2 separate regions of the Mus musculus genome follow, and region 1 is linked to region 2. A link is a loop called in an ENCODE intact Hi-C map of the cell type or tissue named here. Cell type or tissue: left cerebral cortex. All regions are shown on one strand.

Evidence for each region. Peaks named below come from ENCODE experiments on the same cell type or tissue, not always from the same donor. Only the 100,000 strongest peaks of a DNase experiment are listed, where the experiment ranks them.
Region 1: a loop joins it to region 2, with 1.9 times the contacts of the local background. A loop is called at or near these places in 10 of 42 quality-filtered maps.

The regions. Positions count from the first base shown.
Region 1 is chr16:20,288,784-20,291,283 of GRCm38, reverse strand. The region is part of intron 4 of Parl (presenilin associated, rhomboid-like); the gene reads left to right. Among named protein-coding and RNA genes, the nearest start is that of Parl, 12 kb to the left of the region's middle. In left cerebral cortex, a CTCF peak has its summit at 1,277 (motif pointing right); no DNase peak of the experiment used is centred here.
Region 2 is chr16:20,235,867-20,238,366 of GRCm38, reverse strand. Map6d1 (MAP6 domain containing 1) reads left to right here. Exons shown (of 3, transcript NM_198599.2): 2 at 1,663-1,780; 3 at 2,328-2,500. The coding sequence ends at 2,405. It overlaps Gm41431 (a long non-coding RNA gene), which reads right to left and starts at 1,720. Exons shown (of 2, transcript XR_875948.1): 1 at 1,630-1,720; 2 at 855-1,528. In left cerebral cortex, a CTCF peak has its summit at 1,124 (motif pointing right); a DNase peak (open chromatin) is centred at 649; H3K27ac peaks cover 1,618 bases.

The DNA of each region.
Region 1 (2,500 bases), 53 kb before region 2:
GAGGACAGTTACAGGCAGTTATGAGCCACCATGTGAGTGCCAGGAACCAAACCTAGAGCTTATAGATTTACTTTCTTTCCTGGGATTATTAATGTTCTGATGGGTATATGTGTGGTATTTATTTTCATTTTTGTGTTTTTAAAGAAGTTGACAAATTCTGGCCTAGAGATTTTTAAGCTGTCTGAGACCTTTGGCTTGTGTTCCTGACACACGGGAGCAGGAGATAGAAGCACCGGTACGCTCAAGGTTTATGACTGAAAGCAGGCTCTTGGGTTGGCAGGATGTCAGATAAGGCAAGTCTAGACAGTGAGTTGTTTGCAAAGTATTTGCCTTCTGAATTCAGAGAAGTTTCTCTGTGCTGCTTTAATCCTAGATGTAGACAGGAGCAGATGGCGAGGAAGCTGCACTGTGTCCCATGTCTAGAGGTAGAGAGTCTGTGTTGGAGAAGGACTCGTCTCAGGCTGTTCTTGAAAAGCCACTTTTTAAGGGTAGGGTAGAAAGCAAGCTCCTTTTACATGTTTTGTTTGCTTTGGAATGTATCGTTGTTGTTATTGTTATTATTTTAAATAGGGTCTTATGATGCAGCGTAGGCTGCCTGGAACGTGTGGCTGTTGTCCTGCACCTGACTCCCAAGAGCTGGGATTGTGTGTGAAATACCATACCTCTTTGGAAGTTTTCTTGCTCTTATTCAGAAATATTTCCCTAGACTTCAAGTTGCTTAGGGAAAAAAGTGTGTGCATATATGTATGTATGTATGTACGTGTATACATATATGTATGTGTGTGGGGGGGGCGAGACAGAGGTTGACGTCAAACCTCTTGCTCAGTTGTTCTCCACCTGAAGACAGGTTCTCTCACTGGAGATCACTGTCCTGTCTTCTGTCTCCATCCATCCATGAGGGATCATAGGTGCGCACCACCTTCTTATGCTCTTTTCTTTTAAACATGATTCTAAGGCTCTGACTCGGGTCCTCATGCTTGTGCTTTACTAGATAGCAAGCACTTTACTGACCGAGCCATCTCTGAGCTCAGAAAAAGGTATTATGTATCCTTTTGGTGTTTGTGAGGTAATGGAGAAGCCTAAAGCAGCTTTCTTCCATTAGACTTGACCCTGCTGCTTTTTCATTTTGGCTACTTCCTCATTCTGCTCTTGGGGGACCCTAAACTAGCCCCAAGAAGAGCATTTCTCCTGGCTTTCCAGGGAGCCTGGTAGACTTTCCCAGGTGGTGTTTGAGTGTGAAATATCACTCCTGGGCTTCTGTGTTTGGTCCCCAGCAGGTGGTGCTGCTCTTTAGGGAGGTTATGGAGCCTTTAGGAGGAGCCTTTAGGAGGAAGTCATCACTTGGGGTGGGCTTTGCCTCCCTGTTTTGGGTTTGTCCACTAGTGTTTTTCTATGTTCTCATCTTAGTTTAACACTTTTCTCCATCTCAGTTGTGGGGTGGAAGACAGGTTTCTCTGGGTTTCCTCTTGAGTCCTCTATCACTTTGCCACTATGTGAGATCAGTGACTCCTGACCCTGCCTTCTTGCTGACCCTGAGTTCACTCATTTGGCTGCTGTAGACATACATATTTAGCACTAACTGGATTGTTGGAGTGGAGTTAGTTGGAGGCTCCTTCAGGTAGGATGTACTGGGTAGATAAGATCACCCCCAAAATGGGATCCTGTGCTTAGCTATTGAAGTGGATTGTAAGTCTTAATTAAGTATAGGGAAAAAAGCAAGATAGATTAAAGGTCTCTAAATCAGTTCATGCCTTTTTTGTTTTGTTTTTCAAGACAGGGTTTCTCTTTGTAGAACAGGCTGGCCTGAAACCAAGAGATCCAACTACTTCTGCCTTCCAAGTTCTGGGATTAAATAAGGTTTAGTCCATGTATCTTTAATTCACTATTTAGAAGTATAAAATTTAGTGGTTTTTACTATACATAAAAGGTCATCGATCAGGTTGGATAGAGTGACCCTGTCCCGACGTTTATGGATCCATCAGATCCTAAAATAGGAAGACCCACTCTGATTGTGCACATCACCATCTTGTGAGCTCAGGTCCTAAACTGAAAAAAAAGGGAAGAAGGCAAGCAAGCTGAGTCTAGAACCCATCACTTTATGTTCTGCTTGTAGATGCTATGTGACCAGCCACCTCACTGCCACCATGTCTTCCCTGCCATGATACTCAAACTTTGAGTCACAATAAACCCAACCTCCCTTAAGTTGCTTTCTGACTAGTTTTCTTGTCACATCTTGGTTTTTATCAAGAGTAGTACTGGTTGTTTGGAATGAATTGAAAAATGTTCTTTGTGGTGGGGCAGAGTTTTGAGAAGAGGATCTTCAAAGATAGTTTATTGTTTTGCTTTGACTTATTTGAGACAAAGTTTCATGTTCTCAAGGCTGGCCTACAATTCCCTCTGTTTATGAGTTAGGATGAGCTTGTGTCTTCCATCCTCCTGCCTCTGTTTCTGAGTTGGCCATTATCAAACAATAATTATGGATCTGATTATTTACTGAGAA
Region 2 (2,500 bases):
AATGCTTCCATAATTCTTTTGAGGCTGGTCAGGTCCATGTAAGATGGGGGTGGGGTGGGGTGGGGGTGGGGGTGGGATGGGGGAGGGAGTACCTGGGCATGGTTGTGCACACCTTTAATCCTAGCACTTGGGAGGCAGAGGCAGGTGGATCTCTAGGAGTACAAGGTCAGCTCTGGTTTACATAGCAAGTTCCAGGCAGCCAAGGCTACATATTAAGCCTTTGATGCTTTTTAAGGAGCACAGCGAGGCTTGTATTCTTTCATTAATCTTGGCGTAATCTATAGTCCACCTTACTCATAGTCCTCCATGGGTACCCAGGGCTCTGGTAATTCTACCTCTGATGCCACTTTTTCTATTCTATCACAAGCCCTCTTGGCTGGAACATCTTCTGCAACACCCCAGGGACTGCTATAGGTTCTTCCTGCTTTGAGTCCCCTGCTGTCACCTCAGAGCAGCTGGCTTAGGCTGCCTGGAGCACAGCTCAGAGATAGCTGGGGACAGAAGGACATGCTCAGGGGAGGCTCTGCCTTCCCAGGAGAAAGAGAACAGCGAATGGTTTAGACAGCTGGTCCTTAGAACCTTGAAGCTTAGGAAGCAAAAATTATGACAGGCCCTGGCTCAGCTCTTCTTTACACCCAAAACTCAGTGTTGACCGCAGCAGGCAACAGCTTCCCGTGCCCATGCCATCTGCCTGCTCAGTGAGGATCAGCTCTGATGCTGCCAAGAAAAGACTCCCTTGTTTTCAGGGCCAGTGTAGGGGAAGGGCCTAGCACAGGCAGACACTGGCCCTGGCTGGCTGAGTCCTGCGCCTGTGGTCATGGGTGGGTGGGTATTACACAACACAATGGCCTTGCTGAGTTTACTCTTTAGTAGGGTCATTGACAAGATTAAGAGGTCCCCAGGAGTAGAATTGAGCCTTTTTAGTGACAAGGCACTAAGTTAGCCAGTTCTTTCTTTCCAGTGAAGTGGCTTATGGGAGCTCAGACTGCAGACCAGCTTGGAGGTTTTTGTTTTGAGATGGCTACTGTAACTCTCAGATTTTTAAAGAGATTTTGTTTTACTTTTAAAAGTCATGTGTATTTCTGTTTGTGCATGTGAGGGCAGGTTCCTAACAGGCCAGAAGAGGGCATCAGGTCCCCTGAAGCTGGAGTTCCTGGTGATTGTGAGGTGGGTGCTGGGCACTCAACTGTAGCCCTTTGCAAGAGGAGTATATACATGATTGCTAAGTCATTTATCTAACCCTGTGACTTACTAAAGAGTTTTTGGTTCGTTTTACATTTGTTGTGCCTGTGTATGTACATGCATATCATGTGCACATATCAAGACATACATGTGGAGACCAGAAGACCCATGGGAGACTTGGTTCTTTCCTTCCATCATGTGAGTCCTGACCAGTGTAAGTTTCTTCCAAGGGCTTTCTGCCACTGTTTTCCTGAATTTGGGTGGCTGAGGCTTCTTGGCGGAGCGAACAGAAGAGCAACTCTTCCTAAGGTGGTCCATCTGCTTGGAACAGCTGGTGCATCTGGTCCTGCTTGTGAGGAAGGATAAAGCATCACTAGGAACTGAAGCAGACCACCAGTGATTAGGGCTTCTTTTAAGAAGCTAGGGTGCAGGAAAGGAATGACTGACCCTGTGCAAGGTTGAGATTGTATTCTGTTGCAGACAGGAATTCCAAGCTTGGACTGGAGTGAAGCCCTCAAGATCCACAAAGGCAAGAACAGCCAGAGTCGTCACAACTCACAGCTCCGGATGGGACCCCAGCCCTGGGGCCAGCTTCCAGGTCAGCCTGGGGGTGGGAAGACAGATGCCTATTCTCCAGGGTAAGGTTTAGGAGTCATAAGGACAGGAACGTCCAACAAAATGTACCTAAGAGCAGAAAAGCTCCTCTGCCATTGGCTAGGTGGCATCTTTGGCCTCCTAGTGAGCAGCAGCGTCTGACCTCCTCTTAAACCCCGGCCTGTACACTGACTACTACTAGGGCTAATGACTTTAATGTAGCTCAGTGGTAGGCTGCATATACAAGCCGTAACTTCTATCCTCAGTGTAGCCTCATTCCCTGTGGAAATACTAAAACCAAACTGACTCAAGCACTGCTCTGTGGTATAGCAAGGGCATGTCGCGTGAGGCTCTGAGTTCCTTCAAGAACTGCGGGACCTTCATCCCAACCAAAGGGCAAAGAGAAGCAGAAGAGATTCATGTTCCCCGGGACATAGCTCATCTGCTAACTTCCACTGTGCTGCACGGGGCAAGGGATTCTCTTCTCAGAGCCTGGGACTGGGACAAGGTGAGGAAAAAGCCCGCTAATATCGCCCCACTTTCTTTTTCAGGTTCCAGAGGTGAGGAAATTCACACCTAATCCCTCAGCCATCTTTCAGACATCAGCTCCTCAGACTCTCAATGTGTGACCAGTGGAAGCCATGGTTGGGAAAGCCGAGCACAGCCAGACCTACCAGGCGGAGTCCTGGCCTGCTCCTTTGCTTACAGCAGCATGGCTGCTGGC